2 separate regions of the Mus musculus genome follow, and region 2 is linked to region 1. Evidence: chromatin loops called from intact Hi-C (ENCODE). Cell type or tissue: gastrocnemius. All regions are shown on one strand. Links, peaks and the distances in the headings refer to the core of each region. The heading gives the core; the rest is flanking DNA. Region 1 holds the start of Susd6 (sushi domain containing 6). Region 2 overlaps Susd6 (sushi domain containing 6).

What was found. Hi-C counts contacts between places; a loop is a spot of excess contacts. Peaks named below come from ENCODE experiments on the same cell type or tissue, not always from the same donor. Only the 100,000 strongest peaks of a DNase experiment are listed, where the experiment ranks them.
Region 2: it touches region 1 in a loop (2.6-fold over the local background); 6 of 42 quality-filtered maps call a loop at or near these places.

What each region holds. Positions count from the first base shown.
Region 1 is chr12:80,784,015-80,800,047 of GRCm38, forward strand. Susd6 (sushi domain containing 6) reads left to right here and starts at 6,518. Exons shown (of 6, transcript NM_178682.4): 1 at 6,518-6,801. In gastrocnemius, for the core only: CTCF peaks have their summits at 6,777 and 7,773 (motif pointing left); DNase peaks (open chromatin) are centred at 6,063, 6,464 and 7,700; H3K4me3 peaks cover 5,036 bases; H3K27ac peaks cover 6,681 bases.
Region 2 is chr12:80,835,309-80,851,341 of GRCm38, forward strand. The region is part of intron 2 of Susd6 (sushi domain containing 6); the gene reads left to right. Among named protein-coding and RNA genes, the nearest start is that of Susd6, 53 kb to the left of the region's middle. In gastrocnemius, for the core only: no CTCF peak of the experiment used is centred there; no DNase peak of the experiment used is centred there; H3K4me3 peaks cover 644 bases; H3K27ac peaks cover 3,020 bases.

The sequences.
Region 1 (16,033 bases), core at 4,272-12,271:
GAGGTCTGTGGGATGGCTATAGCTCAGGCAAGCAGCTACCCCCTGTCCCCTCCTCCTTCCAGGCTGGCTATCTCCCAGAGTTCCTGCCCAGCTCTTGGGCTGGGCAATCTGGTTGGCCAGCCTGGGTGTGTGCCTGTGACAGGAACTGGCATTTTTCTCCCACCTGGGCCACCTGGGGACATAGCAGATGGCCTCTCATCTTTGAATCCTTGTTGCCCTTTCCTACCTGGCTCTCTCCTCTCTCTCTTACATGGTCTCATTGTGCAGCCCAGGCTGGTGGATGCCTCCTTCCTTCCTTCCTTCCTTCCTTCCTTCCTTCCTTCCTTCCTTCCTTCCTTCCTACCTTCCTTCCTCCCTTCCTTCCCTCCCTCCCTCCCTCCCTCCCTCCCTCCCTCCCTCCCTCCCTCCCTCCCTCCCTTCTCTCTCTCTCTCTCTCTCTCTCTCTCTCTCTCTCTCTCTCTCTATATATATATATATATATATATATATATATATATATATGAATACACTGTAGCTGTTATCAGACACACCAGCACACCAGAAGAGGGCATCAGATAGTTACAGATGATTGTGAGCTACCATGTGGTCACTGGGAATTGAACTCAGGACCTCTGGGAGAGCGGTGGGTGCTCTTAACCACTGAGCCCTCTCTCCAGCCCCATGATGGATGCTTTCTATCTTGACTTTCTCTTGCTTGAAAAAATGGGTCCAACACCTTTACCTAGATTACCAGATCTGTGTTGGAAATAAAAAAAAAGTGGTTACGAGTTTTAGTGCCTCAAAAAATTAGGGGTGGGCGTGGTCCACACCAAATGGCCAGGCAGACTCAGGTGCACATTTTCTCTCTTTTTAACATTTTAATGTTATTGATTGATTGAGACAGAGTTTCTCTTTGTAGTCCCATCTGTCCTGGAACTTCCTGTATAGACCAGGCTGGCTTCAAACTAAAAAAAGATCCACCTGCCTCTTCCTCCTGGGTGCTGGGATTAGAGGTATGGGCCACCATGCCCAACCAGTGCACATATTCTAAGGCTAGGGGCAGGGTAGGGATGCACAGGGCATTGCTCTAGGGTCTGTGACTTGAACCGTGAACTCTTCAAAGCCCTATCTGACTGGTGTCTGCAGAGATTCGATACCATGTCTGATTCTCACAGGTTCCCATCCAGCTTAGCACTCCCACCCCCATACCCAAAGCTTCCTCCTTTGGTTGGGATCTTGTCCTTCAGCTCAGGCTGGTGGAGCCACACGGCCCACCCATAGGCACTTCTGCTTTCTTTAGCTACTGAATACATCCGATTCCCTTGGCCTCGAGTAGGTTTCTTTTCTTGGACTGTGAAGGCTACCCTAGGCATTTTGAGATGAAACATGAAACAGAACCTAAGGCCTGTGCGAATGAAATGAGCCAGTTATCTGCCCCTTTCCTTAGCTTCCTAGGTCATGACTCTTCATTTTATGGGAATGCTGCATGGATATAGAGAGCTGCTGTGTAAAGAAGCCTTTTGAGGGAGATGAGCAGATACACAAGGACCATCCTTTGCTAGGGGTACCAGAGGCTACATGCTTTTTTTTTTTTTTTTTTTTTTTTTTAAAGAACAACCTTTGGAACAGAGAAACAAGAACAAATTCTGGTTTTGCAACATACCTACATACCTGCTACGTGGTTTTTGTTAGGTTGAAACCTCTCCGTGATGTTGATGACATTGACTTGGAAGATTGTTACCGGAATTAGAAGTCACAGGGATAAACTTCCTACCAAGTAAGTACCTGGCACATAGTAGGTGCCCTATAAATAGTGGCTATCATTACAGCTGTTAGATGTCAGAACCATAGCAACAATGATGCTACACACTTATTCTGAGCCCCACTTCCCCCTCTCCCAAAGAGCTAAGCTTCGCTGTGGCTGCCTGCAAGGTGTTAAGGCCCACACACTCATGGCTGGGTTCTCAGGAAAGAAAGAAATACCTGGCCTCTGGGCTTTTTTCTGAGGAACTGAACAATTCACCTGCTTTGCTCAAGAGTGCCCTAACTACAGGGCTGGGAGTACCACCTGACAGGAATCCCCTTCACCACTGACAACAGCAATGGTTGACTTTTCCACCTCTCTCTGGGGTTAGCCCAGCCTCTCTGGCAGAGATAATAGGTTGCCTAGATAGTGGAGGATTACAATTTGCTTTGGAGACCACGGGTGTAGCTCAGAGGTAGTCAGCATGTCTTAGCATGCTTATGAGCCCTGGCTTCCATCCTTACCGAAGTGTCTTTTGGGGGGTCCAAAAAAATGCTCTAAAATTGACTGTTGGTAGTGGTTATACTATACTGTAAATATATTTTAAGAAGATCTAATTGTATATGTTAAATGGACATTTAAGTTGTGAATGGGCTGATGAGTTGTCTAGCAAAATAAAGTTGCTACATTAAAATATATTTTAAGATTTTAAAATGGATATTTATATATCTGTTTATTTAGTGTGTGTGTGTGTGTGTGTGTGTGTGTGTGTGTATCTCTACCACCATACACAGGTGGAAGTCAGAGAAAATTTTGAGAAAGTGTTTTCTTCTTCCTCCATATGTGTCCAGAAGACCAAACTCAGGTCATCAGGCTTGATAGCCAGTACCTTTCCTGGACGATCTGTAAAACTGACAGGATAGGATAACATATTAGTCCTATCTCTCAGGAAGTAGTTGTGAAGATTTTCAGTTCAAGGCTAGCCTGGACTACATAGACTCTGCTTCAAACCAAAACCAAAACCAATGCAGGAGACCAAGGATATGGCTCAGAGGTGAATTGCTTGCCAGCATGCAGAAAGACCTGGGTTTGGAGTCAGGCAGTAGTGGAGCAGACTCTGGGGGGAGGGGTGGAGACAGACAGGTCAGACAGATATGTGTGTGTGTGTGTTCAAGGCCACCCTGGTCTACAGAGTGAGTTCCAGGACAGCCAGGCTACACAGAGAAACTCTATCTTAGGGGGAGAAAGAAAACAACAACAACAACAACCCCCCCCCCCCGAAAAGCCTAGGTTTGATTTCCTAGAGCTATAAAAAAATAAAAAGGCTCTTTTTAAAATAAATGTTTCTCATGCATTTACGACTCTTGTAAACCCAAATTATTCTTAATTATTCCTTTGCAATTATATATATATATGTATGTATATATATACATACATATATATATATATATATATATTATACTTTGATCATGTTTCCCAGCTCCATCATCCTCTTATCCCCAGCCACCAAACCCTTTCTTCTTATCATCAAGTCTCTCTCCTACTTTCATGACTATCTTGGGGGTCCTATTTCATTTAACCGGGGTTGCTTGTGTGAGCGGGTGGGGACATAAGATCATTCTTAACCTCCATCTTGGGATATCCACAAAAACCCAAACCCAAACCAAACCACAACAAGCACTTACTCTAAGCCAGGGAGAACCATCCTCATTTGGCAGGAGAGCAGAGCAAGGCAGGATATAAGATCTATAGGGAGTATTGGAAGTATGCTAGGAGGGGTAAGAGGGAAGGAAAAGGTTGGAGAGCCCGTACTGGCCAGAGAGAAGAGGGCTAGACCTGATCCCCATCCTGGCAATATAAAAGCAAAGGGAAAAAAGTGAGGACGTAAAGATAAAGCAGAGCCTTCCAGAGGGACGCGAGAGGCACAGCCAGTGAGGAAGGGTGGATGGGAAAGGACACTCCAGGTAGGGGAGCAGATGGTGAGGTCTCAGAGGTGTGGCAGGTGGTAGCTTGTTAGAGATGTGCCAGCAGGGTGGGGAGGCTTAGGTGTCGGTTTTTCAGCGGGGTGATGTGATTGGATTCCTGCCAGACTGCTGGAGAGCCCCGGACACAGTCCGGGCTGGAGGACTTTGTTCCCAGTTGCTGAACTCTGGTAGGTGGTGAGTAATGATATGGGTTGACATCGTGAGATGCGGCAAGTGTTCCATGAAGTTCCCTGTTAGTGGCCAAACTGCCACGCACGGCTGGAGACTCAGCTGTCCTTTCAGAAGACATGATCTGTCTGTATACCCACTTTCTTCCTTTGCTTTCTTTTTTTTCACCCATCCTTCTGTTTGGTGGGGCTCGGGCTCTTCTTTACCCTTTCCCTGTTTCTTTTCTCTTGTCTCTTGGGTCTTCCTGCCAGGACCACAAGTTTTAGTAAGCTATGCTACGGTCCTGCAGTATTTCTCATCTTTTCTTTTGCTGAGACAGGATCTTGCTTTGTAGCTGAAGCTAGCCTTGTATTTGGAATCCTCCTGCCTCAACCTCTTTCCCTAATGCCGGAATTACAGGCTGTCCAGATCCTGCCAGGCTGATGTTTTTCAACCCCCTTAATGGTCTGGGCAGGTGCAGCTCCCTCAGACTGGGTAAGTAGGCAGGATGCCAGGTGTCTATTTTTCAGAGGAAGAAAGGAAAAAGAAGGGAATACATCAGGGGTTTCTCCTAGGCCCACAGGGAGAGGGGGGAGCTTTCTAAAGTGGTCCTCTGCCTGTGATTTGGGACCCTGAAAGGGGTTGAACCGGACCCTTTCTTTCACAGGGGGCACCTAAGACATCAAAAAATACAGATGTTTACATTACGATTCATAATACTACCACAATTATAGTTATGAAGTAGCAACAAAAAATAGTTTTATGGTTGGGAGTTTTGTCATAACATGAGGAACTGTATTAAGGGGATCACAGCATTAAGGCTGAGAGAACCACTGCTCTAAGGGATGGGTGTGTTGTTGTGGCAGTAATTCACAGCACCTTTATTGGAAGCTTTCTAGGTGAAAGGCCCTGAGGTGTAACTTTGTTCAAAGGGTATCTGGCAGAAAAGGAAGAAGAAGAAGAAGAAGAAAAAGAAGAAGAGGAGGAGGAGGAGGAGGAGGAGGAAGAGGGGAACTGAGAAGAAGAAGAAGAAGAAGAAGAAGAAGAAGAAGAAGAAGAAGAAGAAGAAGAAGAAAGAAGAGGAGGAAGAGGAAGAAGAGGAGGAGGAGGAGGAAGAGGAGAACTGAGAAGAAGAAGAAGAAGAAGAAGAAGAAGAAGAAGAAAAAGAAGAAGAAGAAGAAAGAAGAGGAGGAAGAGGAAGAAGAAGAAGAGGAGGAGGAGGAGGAGAACTGAGAAGAAGAAGAAGAAGAAGAAGAAGAAGAAAGAAGAGGAGGAAGAGGAAGAAGAAGAAGAGGAGGAGGAGGAGGAGAACTGAGAAGAAGAAGAAGAAGAAGAAGAAGAAGAAGAAGAAAGAAGAGGAGGAAGAGGAAGAAGAAGAGGAGGAGGAGGAGAACTGAGAAGAAGAAGAAGAAAGAAGAGGAAGAGGAAGAAGAAGAAGAGGAGGAGGAGGAGAACGAAGAAGAAGAAGAAGAAGAAGAAGAAGAAGAAGAAGAAGAAGAAAAAGAAGAAGAAGAAGAAACAAAAAACTCCAGTAGATCCTAGGTAGGGCACTTGCACAGATAAAAGAAAAGGCTGGGCATGGTGGGGCACACCTTTAATCCCAGCACTTGGGAGGCAGAGGCAGTCGGATCTCTGAGTTCGAGGTCAGCCTGGTCTACAGAGTGAGTTCCAGGACAACCAAGGCTACACAGAGAAACCCTGTCTCGAAATAAATAAATAAATAAATAAATAAATAAATAAATAGAAATAAAAAGAAAGAAAGAAAAAAAAAAGAAAAGGCTAACAGGCCTTCTTAATTTATGAGTCACTGATTTTCAAGGAGTGCTTCAACATTTATTGAGCACCTCTAAGACAGGCCAAGTACCTAGTACCAAGTACCTAGGCACAAAGAGATAGTTCCTACTGTCATATGGCCACCCCTCTGTAGTGAGAGTCACTGTTAAATGGATGCAGCTGACCAGTGCTCAATTTGCTCACCTAAGACGCGCTTGAAAGCAATTCAAGGAGGCTCAGAAGCAGAGCAAAAAGCTAGGGGCCAAGCCTGCAGCTCTAGGTTCCCCAGGCCTCGCTGGAATGTCAGTTTCCTCCATTTAAGATCTGCCAGGTGTTTTTGAGTGCGCAGAAATAGCACTCAGGGACACCCATTAAAAAGATTCCTGAAGCCCACCCCAGCGTTATAGAATCAGAATGGCCTGATCTACATTTCCACCCCCACCTAACCCCCTCGGGACACTTTTGAGATAGTTAAGTTACACACCCTAACCTAGAGTACAGCTTAATAGGGAGATAATAACCTGCTTTGAAGATAGGTCAGGCAAGCGATTCAAGACCTAAATGGGCGACGTGTGTAGAAGAGGCTCTTAAACAACAGTATACTTCCTTGCAAATGACAGTAATTAAAACATCCAAATAATAACCAAACAATAACAGTAAAAGAACCGGAGGGCCCTCTAGGAAGGTGGCTTAACTAGAGTATTACAGCCAGAGCAGTTCGAGTGACTGTCTCTTTAAGGTTCCCTCCCCCCGCCGCCAGGGGCGTGTCAGACAAGGTCAGAGGCGCGTGCGCGTGACTCCTCGGGGCGGTCGCAGCGGCGCGACGCCTGCGCTTGTTGCGTGCGTGCCTGACCCCGCCCAGGCCTCGTCCCTGCCCTGCCCCCTCTGCGGGGCCTCCCCCGCCCGCGTCGTACAGCTGGGCCAGTGACGCTGGCGCAGCCGTCGCCACCGCCGCCGCGTTCCATCCTCAGGAGCCGGCCACCGCTCGCGTCCTCGTCCTCGTCCTCCTCCTTCGTCAGCGCCCGGCCGCGTGAGCCAGACCAGGGCACGCGAGGCGTCGCGGGGGACCCGACAGGGAGTGCAGGCAGGCGGGCGCGCTCAGCGGCGGAGCGGGTTCGGCGACGCGGGAGCTGCTAGCGCCCCCTTTCCCGGAGGTCTCGGCGCCGCTCCCGGGTGAGTTGTCACCGCCGCCCGGGCTGGAGGGGCCGGCTTTGTGTCAGCGGCGCGCGGGGCCGGTTGTCAGGGCACTGGCGGGCAAGCACTTCCTCAGGGACGCGGGCCTTCTGCGCGGCCGCCTGCTACCGCGCCGGCCGGTGTCAGCACTGCGAGCCGCGCGGGAGTAGCCGGGTCGGGCCGCTCCGAGGGCGGCGGCGTGGTTGTGCCGGTGCCCGAGAGCGGAGAGCAGATCGGGCTCGGTGGAGCGCGCTGCAAGGCGGAGGCCCTCCAGTCCAGCGAAGCCGCGGTTCCGCACGGCGGGACCGGCTTGGCCGAGGTGGGTTTCCTGAGGAAACCTTGCAGCCGCTCGCCTGTGCGCGGGAGCGTTCTGGAGCCCCAGCGCCTGGTCGCCTCTTCAGTCGCAAAAACTTTTCTTATTATGTGGGCTGAAACTTGCCGAACCCATTTCCTGTTTTGTTTCGGTTTTACTGTAACTACATATAGACTTTCTTACTTGTGAGACTGATGGTCCCTCCCGGGACAGCCACCATGGTGGAAAAACTTACCTGTAACGGAATTGGGAGGGCAGCAAGGCCGGGGATCCCAAAGAGGCATTAAGTTCATTGGGAACTTTACATTAGTTCAGCAGAGGCCCAATGTTGTTGCCACACACTTCTTTGGTGACAAGGTAGTGTGCTGCCCTTTGTTGCTCTTGTTGGTTGGGGTTCGAAGAGAGGTGCGGGGACATTATCCTTTTCAGTTAAGCCATGGGTATTTAGTCCTTTCTAGATCTGCAAGATCCGCAGTGACTTTCCACTTTTCACTGGTCAATCGGTTTTTGGTGTTAGAATCCCTTTGGTTAATAATAATAATAATAAAATCACACATACACACACACACACACACACACACACACACACACACACACTTTTGTGCTCTGGGAATTCTACACCCAGGCTGTCACCATCTAGTGGAGACTAGTAGAGACATGCCCTTGGCTTTGACTTCTTAGTTTTCTGAGCTTTGCATTTTTCATTAGATGCACATTCAAGTAGAAATGAGAACTGTCTTGAGTTGGGGGTGGGAGTGGATTCCTGTATTTCAATAAAGGAATCACTTCATAAGGTGGTGATACTGTGGAAAACTTGTTGAGGGTTTATTGTGTCCCAAGCTAAATTCATTTAGCGTGTGTGAGTTTGAGTGTGTGAACTTGTGCTGGTGTGGAGGTCAAAGAACAAACTGCAGGAGCCAGTTTTCTACCTCCCAGCAATTGAACTCTGGTGATCACGTCTGGTGCTTCTCCACTCTGAGCTATCACACTGGCCCAAGTTTCACTTTTGATCTCATGTAATAATATTTGAGGTAGGGCCGATATTATCCTTATTTTTTCAGTTGAGATGAAAGTTACACATGTTAAATAATGTAAGCCACAAATGTAAGTTCTGGAGTGTCTAGATTCTTCTCAAAACACCACTGTTTGAGGCTCTTTCTCTGATGATAAGCATCCCTAACTTGCTCCTGGAAGCCCAGTAATGGTAGGTTGCACAATACTAGTTCACTTTTTTTTTTAAATTTCATATCATACACAGCATATGCCAGTCGTTACCTGGTTTTATAGATACTGGGATGATTAAAACTGAAACCAGACAGATTTTCATGGTGCTCAACTTTTAATTTAGTTTATTTTGATTTATGGTGTTAGTTTTCATTACTGTTTGCTGCTTTTTGTTTGTTTTTTGTTTTTTCGAAACAGGGTTTCTCTGTATAGCCCTGGCTGTCCTGGAACTCACTTTGTAGACCAGGCTGGCCTCAAACTCAGAAATCCGCCTACCTCTGCCTCCCGAGTGCTGAGATTAAAGGTGTGAGCCACCATGCCTGGCTCACTGTTTGCTGCTTAAGGAACTTTGTACCCATTAAGTTTAAAAGGAAGAACAGTTATCAGTTCGAGACTGACCCTGTAGATGGGATTCCTGTCTACAGAGGGACTCTGGATATTGTAGTAGGAATGAGAGAGGAAAAAAATCCTCACCTTCTGCTATAGAAAAGGCTCAGGGTATGCAGTCCTGAGAGCAAGCCCACCAGGTGTCAGTTTGACTTGTTGAGTCCAGCTTCTCCAGAGCCAGCATTCAAGCTCACTGAAAAGAGAAAGCCAGGTAAAAAGGTCCTGCAGCCTGGTAGGTGGCAAGACCTCAGCACTCTGTGGTTTCCTGCCCGGTCTCCATGGTGTGGCGATTGAACTGGAGCACTTATGTAATGATGCATCTTCTGACAGGGGATTTCCTCCTCTACTGTGTCTGGGGCCTCGGTTCCTGCTTCACTGCTTCCTACACACACACACACACACACACACACACACACACACACACACACGAGAACACGTGCCCTCCAAAGGTACTAATTCACTTGGCTTCTAAAAGTAAGACTTTTTACAAGTTTATTATTACTAGTAAGCATTATTTTACACACATTATGTTTGTCCATTTCTCACATTAAAACTTGCTTTTGGTTGTGCATGTCTGTAATCAGTATTGGGGAGACCTGAGGTAGGGTCATGACTTCCAGCCAGCCTGGGTACACATACAGTGAAACCCTGTGCCAAAATCAGATGACAAAAAAACCAAAAACAAAGAAACCAAAAAACCCCCAACAACCAAAAGACACCCTTGACCACCAAAACATCCTTTACTCTCATATTTCTCCTGTGCTTTTTTTCTGTATTTTTAGCTCTCTTGACACCTGCTCACTACTGGTATCCTCTGTAGGCTTAGAGAAACAATAAAGTATCTTAAAATTTCAGTTAGGGAGCTGTGGAGATGGCTTAGTGATTGAGTGCTTGCTGTTCAATGTCCAAATTCCGAGGACTGGAATTTGTTTTTTAGCACCCAGCCAGTTCACAGCCATTCATAACTTCACAGTTTTAGGGTACTTGATGCCCTTTTCTGGGCTGAATGCACACAGACACCTGTGCATAATCATTAAAATCTTAAAATATTTGTTGAGACTGGGCATGGTGGCAGATGCCTTTATTCCAGCATTGGGAGGCAGAGGCAGAGTTCAAGGCCAGTTTGAACATAGTGAGTTCTAGGACAGCCAGTACTAAAAAGTGAGACCTTGTGTAAAAACCAAGAGAAAAGTTAAAGATTCACCGGGGAACATGATTTTCCTCATTTCAGTACCAACCAGGTGATTTGGGAGAATAAAGTAGAACCTCTGCTGGCAGTGAAGGAAAGCCAAAGAACACGGTGGGTGCTTGCTTGTGTTTTACCTTGCTTTCCCCTTTACCAAGTGATAGTTCATGAGAGGAAGTGGTGGTCCAGATAGCCCACTGTCTGCCACACATAAAACATTTTACTGAGCTCTTGGATTGGCATGTGATCTAGTTGGAGCTGATGAACAAAATTCATTTTCCTTCCTCTATCTGCCTTGAACTCATGGGATTCCTGCTGGGAACATTCTCTCAAGTAGTAGGAGAATGGAGGAAAAAAGTGATAAAGGAAACACACACACACACTTTAAAAGCAAGAATTGCTGTGTTGCAGAGTTGAATGTGAAGATTATGATATTTGGGTTAAGGGCAAACATTGAAACAAAATATGTGACAAGAAATTCTTTTGGTTTCTTTGAAGATTCTATCTATGCCGAGATCACTCTCAGTCTCAGTCCATTTTCTGTTATTGTAACAAAAAAACCTGAGATGTGGTAAATCATTAAGAAGGGAAGCTTAGCTGGGCGGTGGCGCATGCCTTTAATCCCAGCACTTGGGAGGCAGAGGCAGGCAGATTTCTGAGTTCGAGGCCAGCCTGGTCTACAGCAGATTGAGTTCCAGGACAGCCAAGGCTACACAGAGGAAAACCTGTCTCGAAAAAAAAAAAAAAGAAGGGAAGCTTATTTGGCTCACAGCAAGTTGAAGAGCTTGGCACCAGTGTCTTACATCATAACATGGCACAGGGTATCACATGGTAAAATCTTGGCAACTGCTAATGTATCCATCCACCTTCTAGTCCTACCTCCAAATAGAATATGAATACATGAATTTGAGGATTTTCTAATACCTGGACTTTTAGGACAGGTTCAAACCATGGAGTGAAGAGGAAGGAGGACCTTAAATTCAAGGTTTGCTTGTGCTACTTAGTGAGTCCTTGTTTCCAAAACAAACAAAAAGCCAATCAAAGCCAGAATATCTACATATGTAATAACATTGAGTCTTCACCTAGTTGAATGGTTTTTAGAAAATTCATGCTCATAGGTATATGAGCACATTGTAGGATGCTTAAAAAAGTTAAAGCAGTGACAAATACTGTGGTTTATGTGGGAGGCGGTAGCTTGCTGATGGGAAGGAAGAATGCAGATTAGGATCTTGAGACCCAGGAAGCAGTCAGGCAAAACTTGAGGTGGCAGACCTTGGATATGAAAATCTATTTTCTACATCATGGCTAAGATTCAAGTAAGTAGAAATTGTTTCTTTGGTTGATGTATGCTCTGGAGTGTTACCCTGTAAAAAGTCTTTTATGTGAGAAAGGAGTCTGGCAGGCACCTGTCATCTTCCAGCCTCGTATCTGTGCTTGTCTGCCCCCTTTAATCTTGGGGGTGGGAGCTGGAAACCAGCTGGAAACCTTTGCTCTTTTGTCTTCTGGTTCTCAGCTGAGTCTAGAGGTCTCCAGAATCTGATAGATCTGGAAGTAGTGTTGAGCTGGGTTGCTGTTGCTCTGAAAGGCTAGCTGCTACTCCCAAGGTGGAGGGACAGTTGAGTCTGTGAAGGTACTGGGTTTAAGAGTAGCAGGGAGTACAGCAGTTGCAGTGAGAACTGAGTGGGGTTTCAGACTCTTGTGTTATCTATGATGTGTCTCCCTTGCCAAAAATTCATGAAGTACTTCCAAAACAGGATCTTAGTGAAGCATTCTCAAGCAGAAACAGATACACTTGCTTGTTAATGTGACCAGTGTTGAGAGAGCTCTAAAATTACCTGGTAGCTGTGTGCCCTGATACACCCCCTCCAGAGTAGCAGTTGGTACAAGTGTTTTGTTTTTACTTTTTGTGACTTGGGAAATTAGCCTGGGATTCTTCATGACAGCAGCAGAGTCAGTGCTTGTGCAGACGGACAGTTCTTTATTACTTGGCTCTTTTATGTTGAAAAGAAAATAGTTGAGGATTCTTTTTTCCTCTAGTTGGAGAGTAGGAGCAAAACCTCAAGAGAAGAGATTTGAATAGGGACTCTTCCAAACTTCCTTTTCCTACCAACTTTTCTCCAGGAGGGACATGTATCTCATCTGCCCAAATCCAAATTACCACCAGCAGTGACATGCCTGTGTATCCACAGAAGTTTAAGATTAGAGTGGAGTTATCTTTTTTTTTGTTTTTGTTTTTCGAGACAGGTTTTCCTCTGTGTAGCCCTGGCTGTCCTGGAACTCACTCTGCTGTAGACCAGGCTGGCCTCAAACTCAGAAATTCGCCTGCCTCTGCCTCCCAAGTGCTGGGATTAAAGGCGTGCACCACCACTGCCTGGCAGAGTTTCCTCTAGACTTTGCTGAAGTTCTCTTTGGCTGAGCTAGGTTTTGACTTTTGATTAGGCTATGAATGAGAGTGCCTTCTGGGCATTCCGTTAGTCCAGTTCTTCTCTGGGCTGCTCTCTGAAGATCTCTGAGAACTTAGTGGATGGAATTCTGAAAAAGGGAACCAAGAAAGTGGGTTGCTTATTTTCATCTTAAATTGTAATTGTCTCTGCAGACTGCTTGAGGGAAGATTGAGGGGTATTTTTTCTTTAATTGCCATTAAAGTGAGAGAAGATTGCAGACAGATTAGAATATACAAGTCAAAATAAAATAATTATTGTGGGGCTGGTGAGATGGCTCAGTGGGTAAGAGCACTGACTGCTTTTCTGAAGGTCCTGAGTTCAAATTCCAGCAACCACATGGTGGTTCACAACCACCCATAATGAGATCTGATGCCCTCTTCTGGTGCGTCTGGAGCAAGTAGGGCAACCAGAGTAAGCAGAGGTCCTAAAAATTCAATCCCCAACAACCACATGAAGGCTCACAACCATGCGTTCAGTTACAGTGTACCCATATACATTCAATAAATAAATAAATAAATAAATAAATAAATATTGTGTAACCTAACTTATCTTTTCTGTGTATTCTGTATATTCTGTTTCTTCCGTCTTTTCTGGTATACCCTAAACATCTTGTTTTGAATTTTGTTTTTTTTTTCCCAGCATTATTCCATAAGCATTTTCCTATGACTCATCCTTAATAGATCAAATGGCTTCATATGGTAATATATATATATATATGTATATACACACACACACACACACACACACACACACACACACACACACATATATATATATAAGTTTACTCAGGGAGATTTTTTTTGGCATTTAGCATTTTACTTTGTCAATAATGCCTTTTTAAAGAAATAGTTTTGTTGGCTTATAATTTGTATATCATAAAAATTCACCTATGTGGTTTCTTTTACTTAGCATGCTTTTGAGGTTTGAGCATGTATCTGTGCTTTATTCTGTTTATTACTGAATAATATTTCTTTGTATAGATGTACCATTTTTAAATTTTTTCTTATTTTTTGAGACAAGGGCCCACTATGTAGCTCAGGCTGTCCTGGAAATCAGTATATAGACCAGGCTGGCCTTGAATTCACAGAGCTCTATCTGCCTCTGCTTCCTGAGTGCTGGGATTAAAGGTGTATGCCACCATACCCAGTCTATACATTAATTGATAGATATTTGCATAAACAATGCAGCTGTTTTTAGTATATTTGCGGGGTTGAATAAGATCACACCAATCCAATTTTAGACTATTCTCACCTACTTTGTTTGTATGCTTACCTACTCAGACATTTCGTGGTATTGTAATTGTGATATGTATATGTAGTCTTTAGTAACTGGCTTCTTTCACTTCCAGTTACTTTTTTTTTTCTTTTTAATGTGTGTGGGTGTTTTTGCCTGTGTACTGTGTTCATACAGTACTCCCAGAGGCCAGAAGATGGTGTTATATCTCCTGGGGCTGGAGTTACAATCAATTGTGGGCTACCTTGTGGGTGATGGGAATAGAACTAGAGTCCTCTGGAAGAACAACTGATGTTCTTAACTGCTGAGCTGTCTCTCCAGCCCCATTTACTATTGTTAAGATTTATTGCTTTTGGAGCATTTGCTGGCTTCAGTCCCAGTTTATTTATTTCCTTTATACCTTACTTATCAGCTGATAGATATTTGCATTGCTTTCCTTTTGGGTTTTGAACAATGTTGCCAAGAACATTGTTTGTTTCTTTGTTTTTGTTTTGTTTGTTTTAAATACAGTCATGTATTCTAGTCTGGCTTTGAGGTGGTCCTGCTTCAACCTCCCAAGTGCTGGGATTATAGCCATGTGACACCACAGTCAACTAAAAACATTTTTGTGTAAGTTTTTGTGTGGATGTGTGTTTTCATTTCTTGGGGCTTTTCATTATTAAATGTGATCTGTAGTTCTCAGAAGTTTTTCCTTTCCTTGTAAAAATTGTCCTGCAGTTCTGTGTACCTGCTGGGGAGAAAAACCTCAAGATAGGGGAAGATGGCTATGAGAGAATGTACAAATCTGAGGAACTGAGCTCTTTAGAGCAGCTTTCACTGCCCTCAGACAGGTGGACTGGCTACAGCTGAGTTCAGGCTAGACACCAGAAGGAGCAGATGGTGCTGCTGAGAGTGTCATTTCCTCTATGGGATTTAATCTGAGCATTTACATCAAACCAGCCACCTTACTGGAATAATGTAATGGCTTCTCTCTCCTTTCACCCTTGTCCTAATTGGAACTAGCCTTCATTATCAACAGCAGGTTTTGCTCTTCTTGTTTCTAGATCATTATAAAAAGCTCTTGAAACTGCACACTTACAGGTCACCTTGTTGTTTTATCAGAGTGTCAAGACAGTTTCTTTCTAGAGAAACAGAGGGAAGACAAAATGGGGTACTTCAGTTAGCCATCTCTTGGTTCCTGTATCTGGAACCAAGCCAAAGTGAGTCCTGGAAAGTTCTTTAGATGTGTGTGTATAAATATTTATGACTATAGCTATCTATAACTTACCTGGTAGAGTTCATTGACTAAAATGTTGGGATTTGAAGTAGGTCCTATTGTTAATACAAATTCTATTTCCAAATTCTAGAGTTTCAAGAGGCCCAATGAGGAGTCAAATTATTTTTAATTTGATTTTTTTTTTTTGAGACAAAGTATTTATTTCTAGCTGTCGGGAACTCACTATGTAAATTAGGCTGGCCTAGAATTCTCAGAGATTCACTTGTCTATTTTTTTAAAGATTTATTTATTTATTTTATGTATATGAGTGCTCTATTTTCATGAACATCAACAGTGGGAATCAGATTCTGTTATAGATGGTTGTGAGCCATTATGTGGTTGCTGGGAATTGAGGTTAGGAACCTCTGGAAGAGCAACCAAAGCACTTAAATCTCTGAGCCATCTCTTCAGCCCCCGCCTATCTTTCTTTTTCTCTCTCTCTCCTTCCTTCCTTCCTTCCTTCCTTCCTTCCTTCCTTCCTTCCCTCCCTCCCTCCCTCCCTCCCTCCCTCCCTCCCTCCCTCCCTCCCTCCCTCCCTCCTTCCTTCCTTCCTTCCTTCCTTCCTTCCTTCTTGTTTGGTTTGTTGTTGTTCCAAACAGGGTTTCTCTGTGTAACAGCTCTGGCTGTCCTGGAATTGGCTTTGTAGACCAGGTTGGTCTTGAACTCACAGAAATGCCCCTGCATGGGCCTCCCGAGTGCTGGGATTAAAGATGTGCATCACCATGCCTGGCCTCCCACCTGCCTTTTTAATCTACCTGCACTGTTGGGATTAAAGGTGTGTGCCACCACACCGGCATACAATTTTTGTCTGTAGATAGGTTTCTGGATTCCATCTGATTCTTGTGCAACAAACAAGTATATGAAGAGAAACTGTAGGTTCATTAAAGTTGAAAGACTTGGACTTTGAATTCTGAGATCCTCTTTACCTCTTATAGAAAAGAGAAATGAGAACTGGAGGCTTAAGGATCAGTAAAGAAGCCAAGTTCCCACCTCAGTAAGATCACCTTGTCTCTTTGTTCTTGCTCTCCTTGGGCCCCTGTTTACAAAGTATATTGGGTTCTCAGCCAGGTTTCTGATTCATTATTTTGTTTTGTCCTGAATAAACTTATGTTTTTCCATGGTATGTTGTTGTTTTGAGACAGGATATGCTTATGGTACTAGGGATAAAACCCAGGGCTTCATGAATGCCG
Region 2 (16,033 bases), core at 2,918-10,917, 50 kb after region 1:
TTATGGGTAGGTTACTGTCCTTATTCCTCAACTGGGAGTCCTGCCTGGCTAGAGGAAGTGGCCACTTCCGGATCCACATCCCCCATTGCTAGGATCACCCAATATATCCCCTGGGGCCTCTACCGGGTCTCTTGTATGTCCTAGAAATTGCCTCCTCCCCTCTCCCCCGCCCCCCGTCCCCCCCCCCCTGGCCCCCGGCCCCCGGCCCCCGGCCAATTTGCATTCTCTCTTCCCTGCTCTCCCTACTTCTGATTTTCCCACCCCCAATTCCCTCCTTCTATCAGCATCTGATATCTATTTTGTTTCCCTTCCTGAGAAAGATTCAACCATCTTCTCTTGGGCCCTCCTTGTTATTTGTCTTCTTTGAGTCCGTTGATTATTGTGTGGTTATCCATACTTTATGGCTAATATCCACTTATAAGTGAGTATATACCATGCATGCTCTTTTGGTTCTGGTTTACCTCATTCAGGATAATATTTTCTAGCTCTATCCATTTGCCTGTGAAATTCACGATGTCCTTGTTTTTAATGACTGAATAGTATTCAATTGTGTACAATGAACCACATTTTCTTTGTCCATTCTTCAACTGAGGGATATCTGAGTTGTTTCCAGTTTCTGGATATTATGAATAAGGCTGCTATGAACAAGTTGAGCATAGTTGATCAAGTGTCCTTGTGGGATATTAGAACATCTTTTGGGTATATGGCCAGGAGTGGTATAGCTGGGTCTTAAGATAGATGTATTCCCAATTTTTTGAGAAACCACCAAATTGATTTTCAGAGTGGTTATACAAGTTTGCACTCCCATCAGCAGTAGAGTATTCTCCTTTCTCCAAAACCACGCCAGCTTGTGCTGTCCCTTGAGTTTTGATCTTAGGCATTCTCAGAGTCATTTTTACTTACATTTCCCTGGTGACTAAGGATGTTGAACATTTCTTTGGGTGCTTCTTGGCCATTCAAGATTGCTGTGTTAAGAATTCTCTGTAGCTCTGTATCCCATTTTTTAATTGGGTTATTTGGTTTGTTGGTGTCTAGCTTCTTGAGTTCTTTATGTATTTTGAATATTAGCCCCCTGTCAGAGATAAGGTTGGTGAAGATCTTTTCCCAATCTGTAGGCTATTGTTTTGTCCTATTAGTAGTGTCCTTTACCTTACAGTAGCTTTTCAGTTTCATGAGGTCCCATTTATTAATTGTTGACCTTAGTGCCTAAGCTATTGGTGTTCTGTTCAGGCAGTTGTCTTCTGTACTGACAAGTTCAAGGCTATTCCCGACTCTCTATTCTATTATATTTAGTATGTCTGGTTTTAATTTGAGGTCTTTGGTCCATTTGGACTTAAGTTTTGTGCAGGGTGATAAATGCAGATTTATTTGTATTCTTCTACATGCTGACATCCAGTTAGACCAGCACCATTTGTTGAGATGCTCTCCCTTTTCCGTTGTATGGTTTTGGCTTCCTTGTCAAAAATCAAGTGTTCATAGGTATGTGAATTTATTTCTGTGTCTTCAACTTGATTTCTATTGATCAGTCTGTTTCTATACCAATACCATGTAGTTTTTATTACTATTACTCTGGAGTACAGCTTGAAATCAAGGACGGTGATACCCCCAGAAGTTCTTTTATTGTTCACGATTGTTTTAGCTATCCTGGCTTTTTTTGTTTGTTTTTCCACATGAAGTTTAGAATTGCTCTTTTAAGCTCTGTAAAGAGTTGTGTTGCAAGCCGGGCATGGTGGCACACACCTTTAATCCCAGCACTCAGGAGGCAGAGGCAGAGGCAGGCGGATTTCTGAGTTTGAGGCCATCCTGGTCTACAGAGTGAGTTCCAGGACAGCCAGGGCTATACAGAGAAACCCTGTCTCGAAAAACCAAAAAAAAAAAAAAAAAAAAAAAAAATTGTGTTGCAATTCTGACAGGTCTAGCAGCTAGCCAGCTTGCTGGGGGGAGGGGGCATCCTCCATTTCTACCCTCCCAATTCTAGAGTTAGGTAGGCCTTCATGCTCATTCAGAATTAACAAGGATTCAAAAGATCCAAATTCCAGTCCTCACATGTAAACAACAAACCCTTTAACCACTAAGACATTTTTTTGATGCAGAATTCCTAATTTTAAAAGCCTTTTCTACCTAGATTCTTTGACATCTCCAGAGATGGAGATTTCTCCTTGTTTGACTTATTAACTTGTTAGCTTTGCTAATAGCTACATATTAACATATAATTGTTAAATTTCTAAGCAGCAATACAAGGAAGATAGGTACAAGTTTTCTTTTCCGCAAAGCTTTTTTGAGGGTAGAAAGTATTTTTGATATTGCAATTCTTATGGGGGGTGGGGCATAAGTGGGTTTCAGGAGGTTAAGACTAAGTACAGCAAGCAGGGTTACAAAATCTGCTATAGCATTAATTATTCTGACTAACAAGGAACACTTTATGAAATGTAGAGGGTGAGGTCAGTTCTTCAGGTGTAGCAGACACACGTCTCCTCCAGAGCGGGTGGGACATATGTTGTCACTGGCTTGAGTTCTGACAGTTCAGCCTTGTTGACTTAGGAATGGCTGAGAGCACAAGACTGTAGCTGAGATTATTGCCTGCAGACGACTTTGAGTGGTTCTGATGGCAGCCTGTCCACATTTCCTAAGCTTGGGGATAGGTGCAGAGAGATTTAGGGTCATAGGGAAAAAGCCTCTCTTCCCTTTAAAGTTGTTCACATTACTGCTGGGTTACAGTAGTAATGTTTTGAGTAAGTATATATACTTAGACTTATTGACAGCTATGCACAGTTACTCAAACTTGCCAATTCCTGGACTGAGAAGTTAGCTAGAGACTTTCTTAGGCAGTGTAGATCTCTGCTTTGTATCCTTAAAAGGAGACTTTTTTTCTGAGCTTTCTGGCTTTTTGAGGTTGTTTATACTTAAGTTTCTCAGTCTTTAGTTCTTTTTTCTTTTGGTTGTATATGCATTTGCCCTTAATCTCATTGAAGGCAGGGACAAAATTATATGTTGTTCCTTTGCTTACCTAGGCCAATAATAACCCTAAGGGTGTCCTGGGGAAAGTCCATTTGGGTGGTACTTCATTGTGGGTTGTCCTCTGTAGGAGGACTGACAGAACTAATTCTAAGGCCCATAAGTAGTAGCAGCATGGGGACCTCCCTGCTGATTTATAGTTTCTGGTGAGATCTTTGTCCCCATCTTTATGGTGAGGAAGTTAAGAAGCATATGAAAGTATTTTCAGACTGCAGGAATGTGGGTGGAGAGGAAAAGAGAGGACCTAGTCAGATCCCAGAATCCATTGTAGAATGGGCTGATTTCCAGCCTGGGCAGGGATCTGGTGGCCCAAAGTGGGACCCTTTAGATTTGGAGTAAAGGGAAGGAGGGGAGGAGAGAGGAGAAAAAGGAAAATGAACAGGGAGAAGGAAGACTAGAGTGGAGGGGAGAGATCAGTAGAAGAATGTAAATGAAAACCATGGCATTTCTAAACTCTCCCTTAGGCTGGAGTAGTGTTGTTTGAATGGGTTTGACTTTATACTTTATCCATAGCCTCCTCTTCTTCTGGCCACCTAGCCTTTGTCCCTAAAGGTCAAGGCTAAAGGCCATCTTTATTCCTTTTTGCTTGAAGATTAGCATCTTCAAGCCTATTCTCATTTTATTCTTCCTGTGGCTAGAATCCCACCTGCTTTCTCACCCTCCCACACTTCCCTTTATCATGCAAGATCCAGTTCAGTCACCTCTTTAGAGGATCCATCCGACCCTTACCAGTTATGGGTTTGAATGAGGAATGTTACACATAGACTTGGGTATTTGAACACTTAGTTCCTACTTGGTTAAAGGAGGTTTAAGTGGTGCAGTCTTGCTAGAGGAAGTACATTACTGCGGTGGTACATGCTATGAGAGTTCTTCCTCACCATTCTTCCAGTTTGCCTTTTCTCTGCTATGTGCTTGTGATAAACCATGTGATCTCTCAGCTTCCTACTCCTTCTGCCATGCCTGCTACTTAGTACCTTCCCTCTGGAACCATAAGCTCTTCCATGCATAACTCTTCCATGCATTGTTTATGTTCATGGTATTTATCTCAACAGTAGAAAAACAATCTATTAATTTTTAAGGAAGGAAAATAGGCTTTGTTGTATGTACATAAGTGGAATTAACAAGAGTCTTTAGTCCTGGTCCTTTTCCTTAGGGGAATGTCAGCATTTTCCCCAGGAATAGAAGTCTATTGCCTGGCTGTCTTTGATTTGAAAAAGTCATCCAGATTGTGGCCTTGGAAAACTGGAACTCTTTGTTTTGAAGATTATAATGCATTGTATTAAAATCCTAAAAAACGTGCTCCAAACTCTAATGACCATGTGATGATTAGTTACTTGGTAGGATTTAGAATCACCATGGAATTACCTGGATGTATTTATGAGGGGTTTTCTACATTGGGTTAGTTGAGGTGGGAAGACTTGACCTAAATGAGAGTAGCACCATTTTGTAAGGCTGAGGTTCCCCAAACTGAAAAAAAAAAAAAAAAAGGAGAAAGGAAACTAACTGAGCAGCATGGCTCACGGCTCTCTGCTTCTGACTAGCTGCCTGATGTGACTGTTTCTGCAACTGCCTAGATGCAGTATAAGCAGCTTCACATTCTTGCCAACAGCCACAGTGGACTCTTCCCTCAGTGTGTGAACCCAAAGAAATCGTTTCTTTATGTTGCCTTTGTTAGATATTCTGTCATGGCAACAAATGACTAGTAGAGACCCAGACTTTCCAGGGTTTTTGCTGTGAAACAGTTGGGTTTAGTATTTTCATAATCAGCATCAAGTCCATTATTTAGCAAGTTTGTGTTGACAGAAGGTAAGCAGGAAGGGATGCAGCAAGAGTAATGGCATGGAGGGCTTTCTGGGAGCCAGATACTGAGCTGGTTTGTGATGGAAGCTGTCACTTGGCAGCGTATGAGATCATCAATGGTACCAGGAACAGTACCTGCCCTGAGATTCAGGTGGGGCTGTGGTATAGCACTCTGATTACAAGAATGTAACGAGTACATGGCTAGGCTTTGGCACTACTCTGAACTATGGTAGTTCCATGTGACATCTGCTCTGGTGAAGGACTCAAGCCCTACACTGGAATACACATAAAAAGGTCTTCTGAAAAGATTGGGATAGTCAGTGTGAGACTTTTTTTGGGGGAGAGACCTGGAGGCAAACAGGAGTTAGTAGGCAGAAAAGGCAGGAAGGCATAGGGAGGTTTAACATGCCTTTTCAGTCAGGCTGGCTTGTATAAATAAATCATAGTTCAGTCATGAACATGGAGTGTTATTTTGAGCTAGATTTTCAAACTCTGTCCCCAGTGGTTGAGTCTATAATATTGGAATGGTACTATACACACCAGGTAGGGTGGTGACAGATTAAATGTTGCAGATGTCATCACTGTTACAGTATGGAACCTTAGGGTGGCAGACCACAGCCAGGTGGTGGGGACCTTGGAAGGATAGAAAGTAGTGTAACATCTGCTGTGTGTCCTTTGTCAGAGCTTGTCAGGTTGCTTTGGGGTGTAGAATGGTGCATGTGTTTGTGTGCACATATGCTTGTGGAGGCCAGACGGTTGGGTAACTCTGAGTGTCTTCTTTTATTGTTATTGACTTGTCTTTTTTGAGATGGGGTCTTTCATTGAAGCTGGAATTTCATAAATCAACTAGACTGGCTGGCCAGTGAAGTCCAGGGATTTACCTGTTTCTGTTTCCTCAGCAATGGGTTTATAGGCACATTACCACATCTGAGTTTTTGATTGGGTACTGCAATCTGAACTCAGACTCTGATTGTATACCAATGACTTTACCTCCTCAGCACTCCATTTCACTTCTGTTAAAACTAATATTCAGAAAAACAAAACAAAACCCCAGCTGGAATCAAAGATACTGGATTCCCTAAACTGGTACACCCATTACTGTGGACGGTGAATGTTTGATCACCTTCACTTTGGTAGAATATGTTCAGAAACTGAAGTTTCCAAAAAGAAAACTGATGCCTAACCATAGTCTAAAGTATTAATGAGTTTAGACCACACAGCACCAAAAGAAAAGTTTAGTGTCCTGTAGAGAGGCAGGATGCTGCTGTAGAGATAGACTCCCAGTGAGTGTCAGAAGTAAAAAAGAGGAGGAACAAACTCTCCTGTAGGGTCTGAAGGATTAAAACATGCAAAAAAACAAATACTAAGGGATTGATTCTAAGCAGGGAGGTAGGGGGGCTAGAGGAAGATAAATTTAAGTACAAGTTGTGGGAGAAGATTGAGGATGATAAAATTGGTAGTTGGTCTTCTATTTCCCTTTGAGACAGGAATCGACAGGCTCATCTAATCGACAGGTTCATCTGTGCAGCCTGCTTATGGAGAAGAGTGCAAATAGGTCCCCCTTCTCCATTCTGTCCTACCACAGCTCAGCTAGCCTATGGAGACATGTCTGACAGAAGTTTCTTATTTCTCTGATTCATGGTCCCCTGTGGATCTTGGCTAGTGTCATGGATTTCTTGGGGAGGCCAAAGGATGTGAGAGGTTCTTACTTGATTAGGGAAGGGAGAATAGTGAAAGTGCCATCTGGCCCATGTGGATTCATCATTTGAGATCTGCTCTACTGGAGTAATTGTGGAAATAGGGTGGGGACTGCTCTATTTGCTGTATTCTAGGTTTCAGAGAACTATCTTAACAGAGATATATCTCAGGTTTCTTTAGAATGGCTTTCAGTAAAGGAACCCATTAGTTCATATATTATTCTTAGCATCTTGTTAGGAAGTTCAGAGGCTTTGTGGTTCAATTAGCCCTTCTCCTTGCATTGAGAAGATTGGTTATTAGGCAATTTTTAAAAATATAGTGTTGACTTTTTATGTCCTAGATCATAATGACTTTCACTGGTAATCATTTTTAAAGTTGTATGTTTTACTTAAAGGTTATTAAAATCAGTTTATAATGTTTAATGTTAAAAAACAGGTTGGTTCCAGGTAAGTGTAGGAATAGCTAAGGTCGTTGTATAAGGAGATCTGGAGTGTGTGTGTGTGTGTGTGTGTGTGTGTGTGTGTGTGTGTGTGTGTGTGTATACAGGTGCCTGCAGAGGCCAGAGGATAAGATTCTCCTGGAACTGGAGTGACAGGCTATATTATGAGTTGTTAGGTTTGGTGCTGTGAACTAATCTCAGGTACTCTATAAGAGTAATATATGCCCTTAACTGCTCATCCATCTCATCTCTTTAGCTCCCCAAATAATTTTTCCACAGACAGTGGCCATATCAGACAAAGGTATTGTAGTCATGACTGTGAATCTGACATCTGTTTTTTCTATTGAGAATGAGTCCTGTTATAGACTAGAGAAACAAGAGTCCAAGAAGAGAATGTATGGAGCGAAGGACAGAGAACAGAGGTACCAACAGAGTTTAGACTATGGTTGACAGTGTCTGAGATGCTGAATTGTGTATCACAATACTGACTTCCTGGCATATACCAATAGAAACCCACTCCTTCCACTAGTGTGTGCCAAAATGTGTCAGAGGGCCCACAGTGTTTCCCATGATGAAACACCCCTTATAGGTAGGAGTAGTACTCTTTATCAGTATATGTCCTACCCCACTTTTGCTGAAAAACAAATCCTTAGCCACTACAGATAGGATATGGACAGAATGGCTTCATGTTAAATCTCTAGTCATTCTGGAGAGTGAATGAACCTATCTTACCCCTTTCAGAGCAAGTTTTGGTCAAGTGAGCAGAGGAGGGTGTAAAGGTCCTGAATCCACTTACCAACTTAATTTTATCTTTTATTTATTTCGTAGGTAGGTTGGTTTAGGTTGTTTGTTTGTTTGTTTGTTTGTTTTGAGACAAGGTTTCTCTGTGTAGCCCTGGCTGTCCTGGAACTCCATCTGTAGACCAGGTGAACTCAACAGAGATCTGCCTGCTTCTGCCTTCCAGGTGCTGGGACTAAAGGTATGAATTACCACTGCCCAACACCAACTTAATTTTAAAACTAGAAAAATCTAAATATTAAAGGAGGATCTGGCAGGCCTTTGCTTTGTCTCCTCCAGATTTGTTGGTTCTTGGAAACTATCCAACAGAAAGGGGTGGGACTTGGTAAATCCCCAGGCTGGGTTACCTTGACCATCTCATCCCACTACTATTCTGCCCTTTCTGGCAGACTGAGTTGTAAAAGGCAGCGTTTCAGGGAACCTTTCCTGAGCTTGCACTCTGTGGTATGAAGGAACAAGAACATGAACTGGGGTACTGGCCATCAATCCCATTTCCAAGGACACTTTCTTTCCCAAGGGGAATGATGCCTCTAATGCTAAGATAGATCTCTTTCTCTGTCAGAAACGTAAGCATGATTGTTTAACTTGCTTTGATTTTGTTCTGTGAGGAGGGACTTTTGATAAGCGGCACTGAATCGGAATGGTGAAAGTGAAAAAATTGTGTGTTGCTTTCCTAGCACCTGCTTCCAGAGAGGAGTGACTCCTCACACTGGTCATACCCCACCCCTGTACTCAAGGTCACCACACTGCACTGCGGAGTTTCATGGGCTGCTGCCCTGTTCTCATTTCCAGGGTGCACAGCATTGCTAGTCAACATTCTCCACTGTCCGGCACAGTGTGGCTTGTGTTGTGATGGATTGCAGCTGCAGGAAATTATATCTATGTCCCTTTTCTTTACTGTAGTTTCTCCCTTAATAAGCCTTGGTTGTCTTCCTCTGCCCTGCTCACTTCCATCCTTCCCTCCTTACCCAACAAACTCCATAATGCCTTCCATTCTGTCAGAGCTGCATATGTGTGTTGAGTGTGTTAGTATACACATGTTGATCATCAGAGACCATGTATAACTGTATGACATGTCCCTTCAGGGCTCTCAGTCCCCTTTTCTTTTTGTCCATGTTATGTTATTCAAAGTAGCTGTGAGTTCCAGAATGTTTTGTCCTAAGGGAGTTTGCTGTTGTGCAAGTTGAATTTGACCCTGTTTTCTGCCTTTCTTTCCTGCTGGAGCCTGGTGGTGTTTATATTGGCAAGCTAAAGGACTTCTGACTTAAAAGGAATTAACATACTGCCTCAGAACCATTGTCTGGCCCTGTCTTTCTACCCTGTGGCTAGGGAGCCAAAGAAGATTTCCCAGCCCTTGTTAATTGTTAGCCTCTCTGATCCAGCCTGGGCAGTTTTCAGGGAACTCAAGCACTGACTAGCCCAAGAACTCTGTTGAAACAGGGAAAGACTGAGGTTGGTTTGATTCATTTTAAGTAAAATCACCAGTCTTTTGATGATTCCATTAATTTCCTCCCTTCTAAACATGCTCTTGTTAGCAGTAATTGGAAATCACGACTGTTTCTCATTTCCTTTACCACACTGCTTTAATCTAGGCAGCTGGATACTGCACACTGCCTTTTCATCTGCTGCAAGTATGGTTTGAAGATGATTTTAATGACTGGCTTTGGCTGGATTTCCAAAAGCTGAGACTGTTGCTGTGATGAAGTTCATATTCACCTGGAGTCTGGGTGGGACGGGTGGGGAAGGGTCCTACCACAGAGGGCTCTCCTTGGTCTTAGGAAGTATATGAGGATGTTTCCAGACCCTCGTGGCCCAGGTAGGAATGCACAAGCTTCAGCATCAGATTGCAGCCGGCCTGTGGTAACACCTACAAACACTTTCATAGATGTAGTTCTAGTTTTTGTGCTTTTCTATTCTTGACTCTAAAGAAAAATAAATGATACAAACCACTTCAGGAGGCCAGAGAAGTAACAGATATTTGTAGCTACAGCTATGATGTAAATCAGATTTGTGTATATTATCTTATCTTATTGTTATCCTTGTAAGAAGCATGGCACAGTTCATACAGGATGAAACTGAAATTTGAACCTACATCCTCTCATTGTAAATCGAATACTTTCTAAAAAATTTATTTATTTTTATTTTAGTTATATGATTGTTTTGCCTGAGTGTGTAGATATGCCCCATATGCATTCCTGGTACCTATGGAAGCCACAGAGGATGTTGACATGTGAGTAATAGGGGCCCAGCCTTAGTTTTCTGCAAGAGCAGCAAGTGTTCTTAACCACCAAGCCCCTCAAATATTTTTATGCTGTATAATTTTGTCTATTTTGTTTTGAACACTGACCTCCCATGCCATTGTCCGATACTGTTTTTGTTGTTGTTGTTTTTTTTGGTTTTGTTTTTTGTGTGTGTGGTTTTTTTTTTTTTTTTTTTTTGGTTTTTCGAGACAGGGTTTCTCTGTGTAGCCCTGGCTGTCCTGGAACTCACTTTGTAGACCAGGCTGTCCTCAAACTCATAAATTCGCCTGCCTCTGCCTCCCAAGTGCTGGGATTAAAGACGTGCGCCACCATGCCCAGCTGTCTAGTACTGTTTTAATGACTTAAAATAGTTTGCTATTTTGAGACACAGGTTGGTCTCAAACTTGTTCCAGCCTCTTAAATGATAGGACTGAAGCAATGCACTCCTACCTCTAGCTAACTTGACTAGTAAAAGCCATTTGTGTATATACTGGGTCCTCTCATGGGAAGAAGGGTCCTACAGTCTAATTGAAGAAAGGATGAGATAGAGGAAATCTTAGTTTTTCTTGTAGTTCACACACTGAATGGCTTCTGTCTAGCAAAAGAAGAGCTGAAACTTTAACTGGGCCTGGTAGACAGGATCCAAATCAGAGGATTTTGAAGAAGGGGGGAGTTGGTTATTAGTTGAGTACTTGGCACTCTGGGGTATAGACAAGATGCTGAGATTTGTGGGGGTCCTTTTGCTCTACCTGAATAGAAATTGTGGGTAAAGAAATGTTGGTCTCTGCCAGCAAGCTGTGGTACCAGGCAGGTGGTAGTAGCAAGTGGCACTTTGTATTGTTGCAGGGCTGTGACGTTTGGACTGTTAACTCTACAAGTGTTATTTTGTGTGGTCCTAGGAAGATGGGAAACTGGTATTTGAATCCATATTATCTCACCTGTGAAAGTGTTTTGTCTGCATGTATGTATGTTCACCATGTGGATGTACATACAGTATGGCCACACAGTTCTTAGCTGTGGCTGGCATTGCAGCTTCCAGGAAGGCCATGGTATCAGGATTCCATACCACTTAGCAGCAGCCAATACTACAGCACTTCTCTAGTCTGGGAATTGGGATGCCTTAGCCCGTAACACTGACCTAGGTTAACAGTTCTTGTTCTAAGGTCTAAGACCTTTAGCCTTTTGACAGCTCTCTGAACTCTTCTGGCAACTTGAGTGTGCAGTTTCTCCCTTTTGGCTCCTTACAGCTTAATCGTTCAGCCTCATCTGTCTGTCCTCACTTGTCATCTCTCTCCTTCTGTCTCCTTTCCTCTTGCCCTGGTTCCTCTTGAACTGTTAGGCTGTTTTGTCCTCAGCTGTTAGCCGGTGGACTTGCTGTTTTCAGAGCTAGTCTACAACTGTTTCTCAGCCTGCACTACTAAAAGGAGGCAAGAAAAGACCACTTGATAAACTTATTAGCCCTGGTGCAGCAAAATTAAGAGGAGGCAGCATAGGAAAGGTATTCCAGCTGGCTCACCCTGCTTATATAGCCAAGCAAGGGATGGATATTTGGACTAATCACAACCATTGAGGCTTGTATGTCGCACTAATCAGCTGTGCCTCCTTAGCATCAGTAGTCTCTGCTAGGTCACCAGAAGTACTTCCTTTTTGGCCTAGGATATCAAGGTCATCTAGAGTTCACTAGGGCTGTGGAAACAGTCTGGTGAAACTGTTTTAAACAGCCCTTGCTGAGGCTCTGCCTTTAGGAGCCAAGCATTTAGTTGCAGTTTTCTCAAGGCTGGAGCATTGTAGATGGTGGGAGCTGGTATGAGGTAGTTGGGCTGGCTATTTGACTGACAGTTTTTTTTTTTTTAAGGAAGTCAGGGCAGAAAGAGAGTTTAACAGCTGCTAATTGGGTTGTCAAATTGCATCATCCTACCCCCACCACACAATCTTTGCTTATTTATAGGAATGCTTTTAATAAGAACTCAAAGAACTTACTGTTAATACTAACAATGACTTTAACACTTGCCTGGTGCCCCAGGGAGTGGTGGGTCCTTTCCATCTACCCCAGTGCCTCTTTTCATTTGCTGTGCTTTCAAAACCAGATTCCCATCCCTGTATAAAACCTGAAGAACAGACCAGCAACCCACATCCTTAAAAAAAAAATAATTAAAAATGTGAAACAATTCCTTAGATCCCCAGTACTCCTCACAGAAGAGGCAGTAGAAACTTTACTCCCTTGTCCCCATCATTCTGTGGCAGTTGGTGAGGGTGGACTGCACAAAAACACTAATACAAGAGCATTCTGGTGCCTTCTGTGGTTTCAGAAAGCATCATGAATCAGGGATCTGGGTTTTGACGTCATAAAGCTTGCCATCATCTAGGCCTAATTGAAGTCAGGGGAAGAATGAATGTGAGGGGAGTGGGTGAGAAAGGATGTTCACTAAGTTGACTACAGTAGCTGAGTCAGTTGCTAGCCTCACTTGAAAGGCAGGTGGTAGGCCATTAAGTTCTGGCCTGCTTCTAGTTACTCTTGCTACTCTGACTGGTAAGAGTTCCTTTACAGATCTGATCCCATTTGGGGTCTTAGCTTTCCTATGAGAGTGTTTTGAAGAAGGGCAAGGTTAGTTTCGTCATTAATGGAAACAGGTCTACCATGGGACTTGTCAGTTTAAGTGAGTTCTTAGGATTTCTGTCTGTACTTGGAGACCAAATGGAACCTTAGAGTACTGAAGATTAGAAAGTTTTCAGGGCTGGAGAGATGGTTCAGTGGTTAAGAGACTGAATGCTCTTCCGAAGGTCCTGAGTTCAAATCCCAGCACCCACATGGTGGCTCACAACCATATGAGCCGTAATGAGATCTGATACCCTCTTCTAGGGTGTCTGAAGACAGCTACAGTGTACTTACATATAATAAATCTTTAAAGGAAAAAAAAGAAGGTGATGAGAAATGATATGCCTTAGCTTGGGGACATTGCAAAATACTGCCTATAAAGAATGTTCAGGTCACCTCTGGTAGCCTGAGGCAACAGCTGAAGCAGTTGTTAATCCCTTGAAGGGGCCCAACCCTGGCCTCACCTTACCTGGACTTGGTTCTTGGAAGAACTTCACAGAGTTGTGGCAACATTGCCTGAAAATATAAGAAATTATTGGTCAAAAATATTCTAGTAGCCGGGCGTGGTGGTGCACGCCTTTAATCCCAGCACTTGGGAGGCAGAGGCAGGTGGATTTCTGAGTTCAAGGCCAGCCTGGTCTACAGAGTGAGGGACAGCTAGGGCTACACAGAGAAACCCTGTCTCGAAAAACAAAAAACAAAACAAAACACACAAAAAAAATGTAGTAGAAGGAAGAACACTTATTTATATGTAGTATCTTTGAGATCCTAGCCACTTTAAATCTGTTACCATTTCTCCAAAAATCTGTAAACATTGAATAAGCAATGTGTGTATATATATATTTTTTTTTTCTTGGAGTCTCAACGTGGGAAATGAGCTGAGAGAATTGCTTAAGTCCAGAAGTAAGAGATATGATCTCAAAAATAAAACAACAATAACAAACCAATTTGATAATACTTGGGTTGTAGGCTATTGTGTACTTAAACATATATTCTTACGCAATATAGAGTGTATGTGTGTTTAAATTTTTGTCAGATTTATTCATGTATTTTATGTATGATTGTTTTGCCTGTATGTATATATGTGTACCACATGCATTTTTGGTGTGTGGAGAGGTCAGAAGAGGGTATCAGATCTCCTAGAACTGGAGTTATGGATGTTGGGAATCAAACCTAGGTCGACAGCAAGAGCAACAAGTTTTCTTGATTGCTGAGTCATCTTTTCAGCCCTCTGTATGTGTTTTAAAGTATAATAAGCGTTTATAACTTTTTCACTTTTTTTAGATTTAGATTTACATGTATTCTGCTGCATTAATACAACAGTTGTAGCATTTGACTTATTTGTAACTACCATTAACAACTAAATTTTAATAGTAATATGTAATTGTGTTAATAAAATAAAAATATTGTCATTGGTTGATCGGTAGGCATTTTTCCTACTGTTTAAACAATGCCACAAAGAACATACTTGTACATATGTTATTAGATGTATTTATATATAGGTCTGGGCTTGGTAGTAAACACCTTTAATTCTTGCACTTGGGAGACAGAAGCAGGTGGATTTGTGTGTTTGAGGCCAGCATGGACTACATAATAAGATGTAGGCCAGCCAAAATTACATAGTAAGATCCATTTTTTTTTTTTTAAAGCTATGTATACAGGCCTTCCTAGCATATACCTCTAGCAGCAGGGCTGTTGAAGTGTGGAAAGTGTGTGACTCCAACACTGTGCGTCTTGTCAAGTACTTCTACTAAATACTTGTGCCAGTTTATGCTCCTGCTGAAAGAAAAGAAAATCCCTTTTTCTCAACAATATCTCAGCATGCTTGTTATAGTTGATAAATACTGAGTGTTGTCCACCTAATGAACAAGAAATGAAATCGTGATGTGACTTTTAAGTTTTTTATTTCCTTTATCATCTCCTAGTTTATAAATCATTTAAACATTTTTAATTTTCTATGGCTGAGGTTCTTGGAGGGGCCTGACAAGGTTGGAACTGTTTTCTTATTAACACAGATGTTATTTGCCCTTTTTGTACTCAGCATGTATGAAGCATAATTTGCAGAGGCAACATGATGTCTCTTCATGATCTCACTAGTGTTAATATCTATTTCCTGTTATTTTTAAAAGAATTTATAAATAAATAAATAAATAAATAAATAAGCTTTTTTCTCCAAATATGGTAATAGGAACAGATTCTGCTTTAGTGGCTCAGGGTCCTTCATAATTATTTTATTATTTTCTATTTAAGAGGCATTCATTCACTATGTTGTTCAGACTGGCCCCAAATTCCTAGGATCAAGTGACTTACCTAGCTACTTTAGCTTCTGTGTAGCAAGGACTACATGCACATGCCACGATATCTGGCCTACACATGCATGCATAGTACTTTTCCCCCTACTGCTAATGCCTTTAGTAATGGTAAAGGAACCTGAGAATAAAGAGTTTAAGAACCAATGCTGTTTTAACTATTATTTTACTAGTATTTTTCCCTTTGGTATATGCTTTCTTTGTACTGTTTCACACATATAACATGTATAAACACACACTAATAACCATTTTTCAATGTAGAAAGCATATTCTCTTATTCTAGTTTTATAAAAATAGCCTCTTATATTTTCTTCTAGAAGTTTTAGAGTATATTTTATGATGGGCACCTTCTATTTTTTAGGACTTTAACTACTAAAGATAATATTTAATTTTATGTTTTCCCCAAAATACCCAGGTTGAATATAACATTTTCTATAATTTCTTTATGGGTAGGGAATGGGAGGAGGGTAGGCAGAGATTCTGCCACTTTCTCCAGACTGTCTTTGTTGTTTAAGGGAGACATCTAGCATTTTGCAGATTGCTAAGTGACTCCCAGAAGTGGTACATTATCACTTTGGATCCCTGGTTTTGTAGCTTGCTGTCCAGAGACCAGAATCTACCAGTGACAGAGATTCTAGAAGCATCCACTTTCCAGAGGCAAGGGTGTTCTTATTCCTGTTGTATCTGCGAGGGTGGATAGGTAGGATACAGCCAGGCAGTTAACTGTAGTCAAGGGTACAAATGACAGCCTTCTCCAAGCAAAAACAATAGCTGATATTCAAGGACTTTTTAAAAAAATAAAATAAAATAAATTTATTTACTTATTCACTTTACAACCCAATAACAGCCCTTTCTTTCCTCCCAGTACTGTCTCATTGCAAGTCCTCCCCCCATCCCACCTTCCCCTTCCAAGAGAAAAGGAAGTCCCTCTCTGGGAATCACTCCCCTCCTTGCTCACCACCGATCTCCCTTCTCTCTCCCTTGCTCTCCTAATGTTATGAATTTTTCAGGTAAATGGATGGAACTAGAAAATATCCTGAGTGAGGTAACCCAGACCCAAAAGGACATGCATGGTATGTACTCAATTATATGTGGATATTAGCCATAAAGTATAGGATAACCACACTATAATCAACAG